Regions from separate parts of the Homo sapiens genome. Here region 1 is linked to region 2. A link is an interaction called in ENCODE POLR2A ChIA-PET data of the cell type or tissue named here. Cell type or tissue: OCI-LY7. All regions are shown on one strand. Each heading gives the region's core, and the rest is flanking DNA. Links, peaks and the distances in the headings are about the cores only.

Region 1 (8,324 bases), core at 101-8,100, 57 kb after region 2:
CAAACTTCCAAGTTGACACCATTCCTAAGTCACTCCTGCTGAGAACCTGGGGTGAAATCTTGGCTAGAGGCCAGTTCTCCTTGATTTCCTCCCATCGGCTTCTGTGACAAGTTCTTTTGTGTCCCTAGCTGGTCTGAATCGCTGCCCATCTCATCAGCCAGGCTTCCTTCTTCTGGCTTCATGAGCCCCTGCTCCTCTATGAAGACCAGCTGCAGTGTTCCTTCCTCCGGGAAGCCTTTTCTGACTCCCTCCAGCAGAATTAGGCATTTCCTCCTTGGAGCTCTCACTGCCCCTCCTAGAACACTCCATCACCGCACTTACCTCTCTTGCTTAGACTAAGTGTCTGAATACCTCACCAGGTTTGAAGGCAAGATCTGAGTCTTGTAGTTGCATGTCAGGCATCCAGCACAGGACCATGTGCAGAGTCAATGGTGGAGGATGGATGGGGGAATGGGGAGAAAATGAATGAATGGATGAATGAAGGAATTGAGAGGTGGATGGCTGTGTAGGCTATGGACAGATGATTTGATGGGGGGATGAATAATTGTTAAAGTGAAGAGGTCAGCGAATAATTAGCTACTGATAATTATTGTTGGCACCACACATCACTGGAGTCACCAAACACACGCCTGGACATACCAGCGAATGCTCCTTGCTTCCATGATTCCAGGGCTCTGGTTTCCCCTCCAATGCATGGATGTTGGCCAGAGAACCCTCCTATGGCTCTCTCCACATGAGAGCCTGGGGTCAGCTGCCCATTAGAATGTCTTACCTTTCTCAACACATTTTAATTTCTCAACTATCAGGGTTAAGATGATGGTGACTAATTCACTGTGAACTCTGCGTACTACACGAGGCTCGGGAGTGGGTGTTTCTGGATGTTTTGGTGAGGAGGGAATTGCTGACCATGACACTGGCAAAGATGCCAAGATGACCCACTGGCCACTTTTCCTGCCTCGTCTACTTTCCCTTCCTCTCCCCACCATCCAGTACAGCCTGTACCTTCACCCATGAACAACCCTCTCATCTGCTAAAAGAGAATTTTACAACTGACCTTGAGTCGCCAGTTATCTTCTGCAACCTACTCCATGCCACCTCAGAGACCCAAGAAGAATAGGGGTCAGAACCCAATTTAAGCCTGGGCATAGTGGCTCACGCCTACAATCCCAACACTTTGGGAGGCCGAGGAGGGCAGATCACCTGAGGTCAGGAGTTCGAGACCAGCCTGGCCAATATGGTGAAACCCCGTCTCTACTAAAAATACAAAAATTAACCGGGTGTGGTGGCAGGCGCCTGTAGTTCCAGCTACTTGGGAGGCTGAGGCAGGAGAATCGCTTGAACCTGGGAGGTGGAGGTTGCGGTGAGCTGAGTCGTGCCACTGCACTCCAGCCTGGGCGACAGAGCGAGACTCTGTCTCAAAATAAATAAATAAAAATAAAAATGGAACCCAGTTTGGAGGGTTGCTGCCTTTCCCTCAGTCTGTCCCCTAGAGTCGGTTGATAGCAGGAACACTATGGGACTTGGGGGCAGAAGACTTCAGTTTAAGTTTTGACTTTTCAGCCCTTGTCAACTGCTTCCTTCTGGGAGGAGGGGCCCAGAGGTGGACAGAGCAGCAAGGAGAGACAGGCTTTGGAATGACACAACAGCAGGTTCGAATCCTGCTCTGCCAGGGAGTTACTGTGACCTCAGGCAAGTGATTAACTCTTCTGAGTCTCTGCTTCCTCATCCGTAAAATGGGAGAATACCATCACCTCCCACCTCCCAGATGCTGCTCAACCTCTAGCCATGTGTGATGATGGAAATGCCTAATTCTGCCCAAGAAAGTCACAGAAAGCTTCCTGGACATTTTTCTATGTCTTTTAAAATCTCAAGAATTTTTATATCTATTATAATGGATAATATTTCATATTGATAATATTTTGAGACATTGGATTAAATATGTTACTAAAATAGAATTTAAAAAAAGATGCTGCTCAAAAATCCTTCTGCTATGCAGCCATCCCAGCCTCTCCCAGAGTTTGGTGGCTTCTCTCCTGCCTTGTCACAGGGTTTGCATGTGTCTCTATTATAGCTTTTATTTTTTTATAGCTCTGTCACCCAGGCTGGAATGTAGTGGCGTGATCTCGGCTTACTGCAACCTCCGCTCTCGGTTCAAGCGATTCTCATGCCTCAGCCTCCTGGGTAGCTGGGATTACAGGCACATGCCACCATGCCCAACTAATTTTTGTGTTTTTTGGTGGAGATGGGGTTTCACCATGTTGGCCAGGCTGGTTCAAGACCTCAAGCAATCCACCCATCTCAGCCTCCCAAAGTGCTGGGATTACAGGCATGAGCCACCACACCCGGCCTGTTACAGCTTTTAGAAGTTATATTGTAGTTGTCTGTTTAGGGTCTGTCTCTCTGACTAGCCCAGGAGCTCCTTGAGGGCAGGAACTATATCTTGGTCATCTCTACTCCTAATTCCTTGCATACAGCCTGGCACACAGCAGATGCTCAGCAGTAATTAATAAAGTGGATGACTACATGTATGTGAAAGCAGTGTGAATTGCAGTGAGAATTTTATTATTCTTCCATACCTGGAGTTCTAGGTGAAAACAACAGGATACATGCCACATAAACCCTGATCAAGGCTCTGGCAGGGAACAGATGGTATAACCAAATGGGTAATTTGTAAAAAGTTTAATGAAGGGACTACTAACAAAGGTGTGGACAAGGTTTAGGAAAACCAGGGGGAATGGTGCAGTACCCCAGGGCTGGCAGGCAATATGAGGAGCTGTTACCACCTGTGGCCTGAAGGGTGGGGAGGGAGAGGTCACCTGGACCCATGGCCAGAGATGTATGCACAGGGCTGCCTGATAGGAGCTGTAGGCTTCGGGTGAGGGACACAGCCAAGGTGGCAACCCTGTAGGAAGGGGCTGGGGAATAAATACCAGTCCCCACTTGCCACCTGTCCTCTGTCCTCTTGCCTCACCCAGCCAGAAGCCAGAGGGCAATGGGGGCCATTGATGTCACCCACAAAGGTCACCTAATCAAGGTACAGAACAGGTTGAGGAAGGGCAGAGGAGAGTTCTAGAGGGGCAAACAGAGAGATCCAGCATGAGAAAGAACATAATACCCTCAGGATCTTTAAAGGACTTCTGGATATGCTTATAAAATACAATAAATGCTGGGTGCAGTGGCTCATGCCTGTAATCCAAGCACTTTGGGAGGCCAAGGCGGGTGGATCACGAGGTCAGGAGATCGAGACCATCCTGGCTAACACGGTGAAACCCCATCTCTACTAAAAATACAAAAAATTACACAGGTGTGGTGGCACACACCTGTAATCCCAGCTACTCGGGAGGCTGAGGTAGGAGAATTGCTTGAACCTGGGAGGTGGAGGTTGCAGTGAGCCAAGATCGCACCACTGCAAATCCAGCCTGGGCAACAGAGTGAGACTCCATTTCCAAAAAAAAAAAAAATTAGCTGGCTGTGGTGACACACACCTGTAATCCCAGCTACTCAGGAGGCTGAGGCAGGAGAATTGCTTGAACCCAGGAGGCAGAGGTTGCAGTGAGCTGAGATGGCATCATTGCACTCCAGCCTGGGAGACAGAGTGAGACTCCATTTCAAAAACCAAAAAAAAAAATACAATAAATGGCCATACACAACAATAATCATTAGCACTTAAGCACCTACTGTGTGTCAGGTGCTGTGCTAATCCATTTTCCAGTTGTGGAAACTGAGTCTCAGAGAGGCTAAGCAACCTGCCCAAGGTCACACAACAGGAAGTAGCATAGCCAGGACTGGAACACAAGTGGGCCTCAAAGTGCAGGTTCTCATCACCTGGTAGCAACTACCTATTGCTAGGCACTATTTCCAATCCAACAAAGCTCTACAAGGTCAGTGTTTTTTTCCAGAAACTTAGAGAGGTCAGATGATTTCTCCAGGGCCACACAGCTCATAGGGGGTGGGGGTAGGGGCAGGGAAGCAGGGTTGGAGAGTTTGCCATTAGTTGGAGCAGGTGACTGGCAGATTGCACGGTGGCAGCCTCAGGGATTTTTTTAGCCCCAACGGGTGGAGCCACCTCTCACCAGGTGCCTCCCGGAGTCACTCCCCAGCTGCAACCACAGGATTTAGACTTTCAAAGCTGGGCAGGGCCCTCAGCATCCTCTAGGCTGCCTCTTGCCTGTGACTTTAAAACTAATAATAATGATCGCAGTCAGCCATGGCTTCCTGAACCCCTGGTGTACTCATTCATTGTCTTTCTCTACATTGTCGCTAATCTGACCACAACTCTCCTTTAGGATTGTACAACATCTACAGGCAGGTATCATGGGCTGCTCATTTTGTAGAAGAAGTCTGAGGCTTAGAAGGCAAATGACTTGTCCACGATCGCGAGGCAAGTCAGACCCTTCAGAGCCAGACCCTGACCCCAGGGCAGTGTATGCAGCTTAGAGCACCGATCCTGGACCTGGAAAGGCTGCATCCACATCCCCAATTGCACCTACCAGCTGTGCTGACCTTGGACAAGTCATTTCTCTGCATCTTAGTTTCCTCATCTATGAAATAGGAACAGCAATAGCATCTGCTTCATCTGGTTGTGGTAAGGATGAAATGAATGATAATACATAAAGCACTCAGAGCAGTTATTAGAAACACACCAAGGGCTTTATAAGCATTGTATCCTGGAGTCCACTGAGCTTTCCAACCTTGTCTGAGGAGGCTCTTAAAATTGCTTCTGTGTGACCCTGGCTTTCATAGTAATCAACTGAATGGTTCCCACCAGGGCCATGCACTATGCTTCACAGGCCATGCTTGCCCCATTCAGCCCTCACCATCACCCTGTCCCCATTTTGCAGACAAGGAAACTGAGGCCCAGAGAGGAGTTATGACCTGCTCAGGCCTCCACATCTCAGAAACTGCAGAGCCAGGGGGACTTCTCCCAAGTCGAAGCTGGTAGTCCCCCCCTCCCAACCGCAGGAAACCCAGATTGTTATGATTACTGGTATTGTTGTCCAAAACAATACTGGAGACGATGACAATACAACAATCATGGAGGGTGCTTATTTCCACTGGCTCAACAATTATCCCAACGCCCATATGGAGGGGGCCTGGGGCTTCAAGAAGAGGCTTCTCGAGGCAGGATGAACAAACAAGCAGTGAAAAGCCTGCAGCTGGGCCCCAGGTGCTGGAAGAGAGAGTGGGGCAGGAAGCGGGCAGGCCATTTCTTTCCTCTTCTTTCTTATTTGTTTGAGAAGCAACTTTACTTTCTAAATCGGTCATTGTCACCCGTTAGCCCCCGCCCCACCTGGGCCAGGGCCTCTGGTGACGGGAGCTCAGGAGGAAGCTCTAGGGGGCAGGAGGGATGAGGGTGCGAGGTGGGGCAGGGCCTGGGCCCAGCTGGACATGGGGGCTTCTTTCCTGCAGGGGCCTCATAGGCCACCTTCAGGTGACCTGGGCCTGGCAGACAGTACCTGCTGGAGGTGTGACCTGAGTCCTCCAGGTTCAGCTGCCAGTGGGGAGGGGAGGGAACCCTCATCAACAGGGAAGTAGCTGGCACGGTGGTCAGGGGCCTGGCTCTGGAGTCAGACCCATTTGGCTTCCACAGTCTGTCACCTCGGGCAAGTTACTTCACCTCTCTGAAAATGGGATGGTTTGTTGTGAAGATTAAAAATAATGAAACCACATGACACATGGAAAGCATTTAACACGTTTACTAGCACTTAAGCACATTTACCACTGGAGATTTACTTAAGAAGCCAATAGGTATTGGGCATTTACTATGCACCAGGCACTTTTAAAGCATTCTACACGTATTAATTCATTTATTTGGCACAATTAACATTCTTCCCACTTAACAGATGAGAAAACTGAGGCACACAGAGAGGTAGAGTTCCTCACACAGGGGCAGATCCAGGCTTGGCAGGATGTCAGTAAAGGTTATACAATACTGAGGGCGGGGGGGTCTCTTTAAATAATGAAGTACAAGGCCATGCCAATGAGGGACCCAGGACTTAAACCTCACCATCCTCACCTTAAATCTCCCTCTAAGCTCTGCCGCCCTGCTAGGAAGTGGTAGCAGAGGCCAGGTGGCTAGCTCCAGAACCCGTAAGAGTTATAAGCACTATTGAGAGTACACGAGACAGTCACTGCAGAATGCCACACAAATAAGAGGCAGCACTTCCATTGCATGTACCATGGGCTACACACTCATTTAACCCTTCCAGGAACCTAATGAGGGTGGCATATTATTACCACGCCCATTTTACAGATAAGGAAGTCAAGGCTCAGAGCGGACCAATGGTTTGCCTGAACGCACAGTGCTAAGGAGTGGTAGACCAGGATTCCAGCCCAGGCAGCCTGATCTCAGGGGCCACCTGTTTAGCCACTACAATAACTGTCACCTCGCTCATGACTGGGGCTCAGCACCTTCCTCTCACCTCCCCTTGCAGGCTCTCCCATCTGTTCCCTGACAGCAGCTTGGGGTGTGGACAAGACACCCCTGCTTTGGAGTCAGAGATGCCTGGATACTAATCCTCACCCTGTTGCTTGCTCGCTGTGTGTCCCTGAGACAGTCTTTTCCCATCTCTGAGCCTTAATTTTCTCATCTGTAAAATAGGAATTGTGCAATTTATAGGGTGGTCATGAAATGCAGATACATCAATTATTATTTTATGTGTTTTGTAACATACTATCAATAAGCCATGTATTTAAGTAAGTAAGTTGCCTTTGGATACCACTTCATAGGGTGGCTTGGAGAGTCAGAGTAAGGCGAAGAGTCTGGCCCATATTAAATGCTCAGGACCGGTAGAGATCACCATGCTGGGGACAAGGGGACAAGTCATTTGTGAGGAGTCAGGGGAATGGAGAAATGGACAAAACCAGATGTTGGGATGCCTGCATTCTGGAGGGATTTCTACCACCAGCTTGTGGTGTGACCTTGGACAAGTCACTCCCTCCTTTCTGAACTCAGTTTCTCCATTTGCAAGTTGTAGGCATCGCTCCTCACTAATGCATGAATGAAACTGTCTCTAAGGTCCTTAAGAGACTGAATTTCTGGGTAGGAGCACAGGAGCATCTTCTGGGTCTCTCTGAGGGCTGCTCCCATGAAGTCTCCCCCCTACTCTTGGGGTGCTTTTCATGGCTCCCACTCTTGAGACAAACAGGAGGGTTTGCAGGGAACTCATACATCTCATCTGCTCCAGCAGAACCACAGTGCATGGCTCAGCTCGTGGGCTCTGCAACTGGATAGCCTTGATCTAATCTGTTTCTCACCTGTAAAATGGAGATGAAGATAATATAATAGATGTCCTTATCCTGAGTTCATAGAGGAGGAGACGGAGGTTCCAGGAGGCACAGGACTTGCTGGAGGTCATGGCTCTCACCTTGCCCTTGTCCTACTGCCTCTGGCCCACCCTTCTACAGATATGGGCTTTCCCTATGGGAATCCCAGCTTCCTCTCCCCATCCTAGAGGATTGGGTCACATTGTCTTTTGCCCTCTGCCTGACATCCTGTCTCTCCTCTCTCCCCATCTGGCAAACTCATCCAGTGGAGGTGGGCCAGCCCTGGTGTCCCCACTTACGAGCACGGTGACCCTGAGTAAGCCTCCCACCCTCTCTGGGCCCCATCCCCTCCCCGACGTCACAGGAACAACGTGGAAACGCTTGGCACACCCAGTGCCTGACCCATGGTGAGTGCTCATGAAATGTCATCTCAAATGTTGTCTCCTCAGGGGGCTGCCCTGGGGCCTCCATGTGGACCAAATTTCTCTGGGCTTGCAAAACCCAGTCCCTTCAGCACTTATCACCCTGTATCATAACCATCCACCATCAGGTCTGTATCCCACGCATCCTCAGATCCCTGTGTCTTCTTTACATCCACTGTGTTTGGCATAGGGACTGATACAAAGGAGGCACTCAGTTAAAGATTGTTCAATGAGTGAGTGAATGAATGAATGAATAAATGAATAAATGAATGAATGGTGCCTGAGTGGTGCTACATTGCACCGGGGTAAGCATTTCTCAGTGTCTCTCACTCAGCCTTCTCTGTCACCCTATGGGGTGGGTGTTCTGTCATTGCCCCCATTTCACAGATAAGCAAACAGACTCTGCTGGGGGAGGTGGCATAATCAGTGTTGGTGAAACCGGGTCCCAGAGCCTTTCCATGTCAGGTGAGGGTGGGTGGTTGGAGCCCAGAACAGTGAGTGTGAGTGACCCCTTCCAGAATTTGCCTTTGACCATTACCTCCTTGTAGAACTTCTCTCCTCCCTCGAAGACGCTGCTTCTCCCAGAACCTCTCTCATACCCCTCAGTCTCCTTCCCAAGTTCCAGCCAACCCTTGA
Region 2 (8,324 bases), core at 246-8,245:
GAGAGGTAGCATTGAAAGTTTACAGATGAAAACCTGAGGCTCAGGGAGGTGGTGTCATGTAGCTGGTCACACAGCTAAGAAGTGGCAGAGAAGGATTTAAATGCAGGTCTGGCTGATCACGAAGCTGCTGCTCTTACCTACACAGTTACACCAACCCTGGCCTCCACGTTCTCTGGCCTCTGGGTTATGTTCTTCCTCCCCACAACTCCTATTCTCTTCAAGAGAGGGTAGTTTCATGAGTGAGCTGGTTCTGGGTCAGGCTGAGCCAGGGGAGGCTCACAACCTCTGAAGCTCTGTCCCTCCAGCAGCCAAAAGCACACTTGTCATGAAATAATTACAAATTCCAAGAATGAGAAAGTAGTAATTAGGCACTGACTGGGAGCTTGAAGATCTGGATTTTTATCCCCAGTTCTGTGAGGGAATCTTTGCCTGAGTCACTTTCCCACTCTGGGACTCAGTTTCTCCATGTGTGAAATGAATCTAGTAATGCTTCTTGAGTGCCTGCCACGTCCTGGCAGGCTTTTAGGTGCTTTACATTCAGTATATCGGCACACAACTGTGGACAGGGTTCTTACAGTATTACAGGGAGGAGACTGAGGCTCAGAGAGGGGAAGGAGCTTGTCCAGGGTGGCAGAGCTTGGGAGTAGATGTGCTGGACCAGAGCTCTGCTTTTAGTCTCTGCACTGTTTATATTTATTCCTCAAGCCACTGGGCTTCGACGCTGATCAGATGCTGCCAGGCTGAGTGAAAGGGCTCTGCATATAGAGCGCCAATGCTGGACAAGAGTCCCGGGGTGCTGTGACTGGGTCATGCCAACCACATTGCCACTCTGGAAAGAAGAAGAAGGAATAAGGCTAGGAATCTGACACCAAGCCCAGCAAACTCTGTGGTGGGGGTCATCTGGAGCCTACCAAGTACCAGATGCTTTACATATGTCATCTAATTTAATCATCAATTCAACCATGTGAGGCTCAGAGACGACAAATAACTTACCTGTGGCCCGGTTCGGTGGTTCAGACCTGTAATCCCAGCACTTTGGGAAGCCAATGTGGGAGAACTGCTTGAGCCCAGGAGTTTCAGACCAGCCTAAGCAACATACAAAAAAAAAAAATTAGCCAGGCATGCTGGCGCACACCTGTAGTCCCAATTACTTAGAAGGCTGAGGTGGAAGGATCACTCGAGCCCGGGAGGTCAGGGCTGCAGTAAGAGCAGCGATCATGTCACTGCAGTCCTGCATGGGTAACAGATTGAGACCCTGTCTCAAAAAAACAAAAAGAAAACAAAAAACTTACCTGTGATAGCACAGCTGGTAAATGACAAAGCTGAAGTTTCAACCAGTGTCTGTATGTTTCCCAGACTCACAGAGAGAACGTAACAGGATTACTGCTGTGGCTGGAAGAGGCCAATTCTGCAGCACCCACCGGTTTGCATGAAGTTTCAAAACAGCTGCAGACATCCAAAGCACTGGGTAAGGAGGCCATCCTGTAGACTGTGGCTCTGACAGTTACTCCAGGGTGACCTTTAGCAGGTCCCCTAACACCTATGAGCCCTGAGGGGGGTGAAATGGAAGCACCCCCCAACCAGTCCACGTTACCACATAGACTGTAAAATGCCGCCCACTAGTGAATGGCCTCTTTTGAAACACTTTCTTGCTGTTCTCTTTGTATATGGAGTTGAACCTGCAGTGGAAAATGTGATTGACAGGGATTAACATCTAGGCCCCTTGGGGCCCACCTGGATGAACCCTCAGTGGAAGCTGGGATCATGAACAATGGATATGGAACCACTGTAAGACCAGGTGGCCCCTGGCCCTGATGAAGAGAGTCAGGGTGTATGTGGGGTGGGGAATGGAGCAATATGGTTGTCTGTCCTGATGGTCCTGAATCTCTCATCTCTTCCCTGCATAACCTACAGTGGCATGTCTTGAAACCCCCTTTTTTTTTTGGAGATGGAATCTCACTCTGTTGCCCAGATGCTCAGCTCACTGTAACCTCTGCCTCCTGGGTTCAAGTGATTCTCCTGCCTCAACCTTCCCTTCCCAGTAGCTGGGATTACAGGCACGTGGCACCATGTCCAGCTAATGTTTGTATTTTTAGTAGAGACGAGGTTTATCATGTTGGCCAGGCTCGTCTTGAACTCCTCCCCTCAGGTGATGTGCCCCCCTTGGCCTCCCAAAGTGCTGGAATTACAGGTGTGAGCCACCGGCCCGGCCTTGAAACCCTTTTTTTGATGCTAGAAATGGCATAGGTATAGGAGGCCGGGCGCGGTGGCTCACGCCTGTAATCCCAGCTCTTTGGGAGGCCGAGGAGGGCGGATCACGAGGTCAGGAGATCGAGACCATCCTGGCTAACATGGCAAAACCCCGTCTCTACTAAAAATACAAAAAAAATAGCCAGGCGTGGTGGTGGGTGCCTGTGGTCTCAGCTACTCGGGAGGCTGAGGCAGGAGAATGGCGTGAACCAGGGAGGCGGAGGTTGCAGTGAGCTGAGATCGCGCCACTGCACTACAGCCTGGGCGACAGTACGAGACTCGGTTAAAAAAAAAAAAAAAGACGAAAAAAAGAAATGGCACAGGCATAGGAAACAAACCAGTATTCAGAAATAACTTGGATCGGTGAGTGGGGAGGTTATTCTGGGGAGTCTGCCGTGCCTTGGGTACCCTCATTGCCACACAAGGCACATTTTTAGCCCCAAAGGGACCAACTGCCAGCTGGCCAGCGACCACCTCAACTCCGGGTAATGAGTTCCATATGTTTCCATAAGAGCCCAGCTAAGCTTTTCCCCAGCAGTTCTTACAGTGTTCTCTCCCTCCCTGCCTCATCTCGATGCTTGGCCACCCTTGTTCTATTTGCTCCTAACGAGGGTGGCAGGGAGGGGGCTAGGTGGGCAATGCCAAGAGACAATGCTTTGGGAAGTCACCCTTCCCTGACTTCATTTTTGCAGATCCTCAAGCTAAGAGGCAGTCTCTCGGCCTCTCCAGGCTTCCGCTGCCCCATCTCTATAGTGGGAAAAACAACCCTTACTCAGGGTAGGGAGAGCATCACGAAAAGAGCCCTGGATAGTAAAGTGGGAGGCTGGTGTTCCAATCCCAACGTGAACACTAACTTGCTGTGTGTCCCTGAGCAGGTTCCTGCCCCTCTCTGGGCTACATTTGTGACCTCTAAGGGCCCGCCCTTCCATCCCTGACAAGCTTCAGAATTACAACAAATGACTTAAACAGCAAGGAAGAACATCTGCTTTCCTGGGTGGCTTCAGGGTAGGGGTCCCCAGGAAGCCTAAGGCCTCCCTACCCTGGCCACCCTCACTCTAAGCCCAGGCTCCCTTTGACAAGTCTGGCCGGGTGAGAGCTTCTGCCTGCAGCATCGGGCACAAAGTAGAAGCAGGGTAGCAGTGAGGAGAGGCGTCCCCCGATGGAAGCACAGCTCCACAGCTCAGAAGGCGGAGGCGGGGGGGCGCCTATGGTCAGCCCCCAACGACGGCGAGAGGTGAATATGAGTTCAGGGGACTTCAGAGAACTCCTCCCTCCTTAATCTGGTTTGTCAAAGGCAACCCCCAAAGTCCCGGTCTCAAGGTGTCTCACTACCCTGATCCCGACTGCCCACCGACCCTACCCAAACACGGACTCACTAACCTTGGCTTTTGACACTGCCCACAGACGGACCCCCACAGCCTGACTACCCACATTTATCCCTAAAGCCTGCCCCAGGCTGGCGAAACCCCAAATCCGGCCACGCTCTGACCCCCGATCTCAGCCACAAAGAGACTCCGTGACCTTGCCACTGACTGACCCCTAAGAGGAGAACTAATCAGAGAACAATTAAATTGCTCGACTCTCAGCGAAGCACCTCATGGAACAGAGGGGCGGAGGTGGGGAAGGACTTCGAGAGGGCAGAGGCTTCCCGGAGGAGCCCAGCGGGCCTGGGGCCACACTCGGAAGGCCGGGAAGGCCCTGTGCAGGGCACGTCGCAGGCGCTCGAGGAATGCGAGTTGCCTGAAAGAACGAAGGAAGGAAGGAACCGGGTGCGATCCAGGGCGGCCTCGCGGACGGGGCAGGAAGCGGGTGGGGGTGCGCAGAGGCTGCAGCGGCCCGAGCGCAGCTGGGGGCAGCGGGAGAGGAGTGGGGTCAGCGACTCCGCTGGGTGGGGGGCCCCCCAGGCCGCGAGGCTGGGAACCGGGAGGCCGCGCTGCTGGCGGAGCGGCGGGGGCGCCGCGAGGCTCCGGATGGGCTGCGAGCCCCGCCCGCAGGCTGCGGAGGGAGCCGGAGCCAGAGCGGAGCCAGAGCTCAGACATCCGGGCGCCAGCGAACACCTGCGAGCGGCCCCCAGGGCCCGCGGGGGGAGCGTGGGGCGCCGGGAGGGGCGGGGCGGGGAGGAGGCGGGGCCGGCTCGGCTCCGCCCTGCCGGGCTCCAGGCCACGTGGGCCGAGGCTCTGCCCCAGCCCGGGCGCCGCAGCGCCGCCGGTGGGGAGCGGCTGTCTCCGGGGAGGTCTGGGAGTGGGCAGAGTGGAGCCCTTGGAAGCAGCGCTGCGGGAAAGAGCGCGGCAGGAGGTTCTCAGGTTTAGCCTGGGGCATGGGGAAGAGTCGTGGCCACGAGGGGTGATGAGGCCGGGAAGACAGATAATTGAAGGTTGTCCGGCGCGTCCACAGCTAGAGAGCTATAACTGGCTTTCTGAAAAGGGCACCATTTCTGGTGTCACAGACATGAATTTGAATTCTGGCTTTGTTACTTAGAAGCCGTGTGGCCACCGGCAAGTTACTTCGCCTGTTCTGAGCTAGTTCATTTATAAAATAAAGACACCTCCCAAATGTCTGTATTTCACAGCCGATGCGATCAGCTCTGAATCCGATCGCATGCGACAATTTGCACAAGACACTCAGCAGTGAATCTTGTAGTTAAGGAAGCCTCGTGGATACTTTATGCGCCTTATAGTTTATCCGAACAACACACATGGAAGGGAGGTACCGACATCCCCCTTTCACAGATGAGGGGGAGTCCTAGGTCTTTCATTCCACAAGCGCTCCCTGGGACAAGCACCCCCTGGGGACCAAGCATGTGCCAGGCTTTGGGAATGGCGAGGGAAAAGAGCCAATTTGAAGAGAAGGCAAGAACATGAGCTTTGAAGCTAGAGGAAGCTGGGGTTCCTAAACTCTGCTCTGCTACTTTCTTGCTGTGTGAACTGTTTCTTGCTGTGTGCCACTTTCTTGCTGGGTGATCAAGTTATTCAGCCTGAGTCTTTTTTCTATAAACCAAGGAATGTTACCCATCACGGTGGTTTGTGAGGATTAGAACAAAAATGGAAGATAAAATAGTCTGGAACCTGGCAGGCACTTCCATAGGTGATTATGACAGAAGACACTATCCTCTCTGGGAGTTATCTGACCTAGGGCCAAATTGCTTTCACTCTCTAATGACTAATGGATTGGCATGCTGGTCTTTCTTTTGTCCTGGCCACCTGAACAACTCAGTCCTGGGAGTCCTGACAGGCAATTTCCTTGGAATTAGCTTAATAATACCTCGTAGGTGTGTGATGCATTTCAAAGAACTTTCCCACCATTATCTTCTGTCCTGGGAGGCAGCAGGGCACAGAAGGAGCATGGCTCAGAGAGGTGGAATGCTTGCTCAAGGTCACTCGGCAGATGACCACCGCAGCCCTTTTTAGCCTTCCACGGTACTGAAACTTCCGAGCAAACGGGAGGCAACATGCTGTGGCAGAAAAGGGTATAAGACGTTGAGCTCAATGCCTGGCTCTACTGCAGTTCATGGTGTAATGTGGGGCCTAGGACCTCAGAACCGCTGCCTTAGAATCAGCTTCCTTTACAGATGCAGAAACTGGGGCTCAAGAGAGGCAAAGTCCCTAGCCTGAAGTTATACAGGTAAGAGGTGACAGAGCAGGGATTTATGTCCCTTTATGGTCGTCTCTAAAGCCAGCACAGCACACCTAAAAAACAATCCAAGATAGACCCAACCCAGGCCTTGTAGGTGGTTTGGGGCAAGGGTTCCTCACATGAGGATTGAAGTCTGCTATTGCTCTGCACTGTGTGTGTATTTTTTTAAGAGAGTGTTCATATCTTCCTTCAGATCAGAGTGACCAGGACACAGAACAGGTTAAGAACCACTGATCAGGCTGGGAGTTTGGTTGGCAATGCCAGAGGTTCTCCTCCTCCCCCATGCCCCTGTTCACCCCAGCAAGCTCACCAGGGTTAAGGCACTAAAGGTGATGACGTGACCTGTTTGTTATGAAATATTGAAGTAATTCATGCCAGGGACCAACACACAGATGAGATCATACCATAAACAGGAATCTCTAGTAAGGCCAGGCACCTGGTGAAGCCCACCTGGGGAGCCACCAGGGGTGTGGGGGAAGGCATGGGTTGGGATCTTGCTCTCTGCCCCACTGCCAGGCCTGGCCTCAAGGAATGGCCAGTCCCCAGCCCTGCTCCTGTTCACCACAATCAAGTCACGGTTCAAATCCCATCTCTACCTCTCAAAGGCTGTGAAAACCTGGTTCAGAAGCATTACCCACAGAGGTTCCCTTTCCCCATTTCTGAAATAGGGATAGGGATGCTTACAGAATAGGTTCCCAATGGAGGTGATGTAGAAATACCAGCAGAAATGAGGACTGTGGAGTCTCTGCCTCACATTCCTTGTTCAGGGTCGGACTCCACAACCACCTAGCATTAAAGAAGGGATTACTATCAGTACTTCCCAACCAGCATCCAAATCTTTATCCATTTCAGGAGACCTCCCTCTTTTTTCCAACTTTGGAAGCCCGCAAGGAAGCCAGCCCAGAGAGCAAGAAGGAAATGAAACCAGGCCCAGTTATCAGTTTATTCATTTTTGGAATTGGTCTATCAACCACCACCCATGCCTGGGCACCAGGTGAAGCAAACTTGAGGCTCTCCTCTTACCACATCCCCTGCTAGAAAGGCATAGTCAATAGTAACAATAAAGAGGAAAGCTACTGCTAGATCTCAAGGGACATGAAAACTCAGTTTTCAAGTTGCCTGAGCCACCAACTTTCAAGTTGCCTGAGCCACCAACTTGCTGGGCAAGCTTGCACCAGTCTCTGGTTTCATCTCTGAAATAATGAGCAGAGCCCAGAACTTTTCTCTGCACCCATCCCTCAATGGACATGAGACTCCCATCATGAACCCTTCTCTCTCCACCCCATCCCCTCTCAACCAGGCAGTTTTTCATTTCCCTCTCGTAGAATAAGCAAGTTCACTTTCCCAAAGCTCCCAAAATTCGGCCATGTGCGAGAAAGCATCATTAGTACTTAATGGAGACGGGTGTCATCATATACACAAGTGTTTAAAAATCGTTTATTATGCAAAATGTTAACTTTTATAAAAAGTTTAATATACATCGCATTGTTACAGAAAGTCACCTTCCTGTAAAAAAGGTACAAAACCTATATACTCTATTATAGAGTTCATAAATCAGGGCAACAGAACCTTTCTCCAAGGAGACCAGAAGACCAGCTCTGCCGCCGCCTTGGCATAGTTTGGAGAGCAGCCACTCCTTCCACACCTCCACGCTCTGAAGAGACCTTAGAACTTGGGGGTGGGGTGGGAGCAGGGTGACGTCGCCCAGCTGGTGGCCAGAGCTAGCTCTGGCTCTTCAGGCCACAAGTTCACAGTCCTTCGCTCCTGAGCACCAGGTTTAGTCTCCAGGAAGGGATTTGGTGAAGTCAAGTGGGCAGGGCGAAGTTGGGGCCCATCCCTGCCGTCCGGCTTCCGGCAGGAGAGGTTCCCGGGGTCCCAGGCAGAACGGGCGCCAGCACCTGCGTTCTGGGCGGGGGAGGAAAGAAGACCAAGGAGCAGTCAGTTTCCGCCGAGCGTGCCGAGGCGGGGGCCGTCCGCAGACTGGCCGGCGCCAGGGAGGAAACTTGGTCTGTACCTCCAGCTGATAACTCCGCGCCCCACGCTGCCCCCACCCAGTTGGCGCCAAAGACCACAGGCGGAGCTTGCGCTACCCCTCCTACTTGGAATTGACACTAGCTGGGAGGGGGCTGCCGAAGACAGCTCCCTATACAACATGGAACAGAAAGACTTGTATTTAGTCGGACCCATGTCTACTTTGCCAGACCCTCGGCCACTGCGGGAGGGCAGGGCCCAGGCGCATTTAAGGCTTAAATGCACATCACATGGAAACTGACTCTGCCATTCATTTGATGCAACCATGGGCAAGTCACTTGTCCCTCTCTGGCCTCAGTTTCCCTAAACCGAGTGAGTGGCAATTTTTCAAAACGTCTGCCAACTCCAGGACTTGCCGTTTAAACCTCCCTCTCCAAGAGAGGAGATACTCACCTGGAGGTGTCAGGACA

What was found. ChIA-PET counts read pairs that join two places held together with the same protein. Peaks named below come from ENCODE experiments on the same cell type or tissue, not always from the same donor. Only the 100,000 strongest peaks of a DNase experiment are listed, where the experiment ranks them.
Region 1: POLR2A ChIA-PET joins it to region 2 with 34 read pairs; 26 of 35 experiments call an interaction of 5 or more read pairs at or near these places.

Annotation. Positions count from the first base shown.
Region 1 is chr1:23,608,080-23,616,403 of GRCh38, forward strand. No RefSeq gene overlaps it. Among named protein-coding and RNA genes, the nearest start is that of MDS2, 15 kb to the right of the region's middle. RefSeq lists an enhancer at 4,741-4,790. In OCI-LY7, for the core only: CTCF peaks have their summits at 2,800, 3,057, 5,349 and 5,548; DNase peaks (open chromatin) are centred at 4,082, 5,232, 6,292 and 6,782; H3K4me3 peaks cover 3,545 bases; H3K27ac peaks cover 7,815 bases.
Region 2 is chr1:23,550,628-23,558,951 of GRCh38, forward strand. ID3 (inhibitor of DNA binding 3) reads right to left here. Exons shown (of 3, transcript NM_002167.5): 2 at 8,308-8,324; 3 at 7,299-7,788. It overlaps LOC124903876 (a long non-coding RNA gene), which reads left to right. Exons shown (of 3, transcript XR_007065537.1): 2 at 1,357-1,468. LOC105376859 (a long non-coding RNA gene) reads right to left here and starts at 4,315. Exons shown (of 5, transcript NR_188656.1): 1 at 3,845-4,315; 2 at 1,293-1,446; 3 at 994-1,086; 4 at 138-829. RefSeq lists a silencer at 3,994-4,483 and an enhancer at 7,744-7,873. In OCI-LY7, for the core only: CTCF peaks have their summits at 1,566, 4,461 and 7,413; DNase peaks (open chromatin) are centred at 4,354, 4,734, 5,854, 6,334 and 6 weaker places; H3K4me3 peaks cover 7,150 bases; H3K27ac peaks cover 7,680 bases.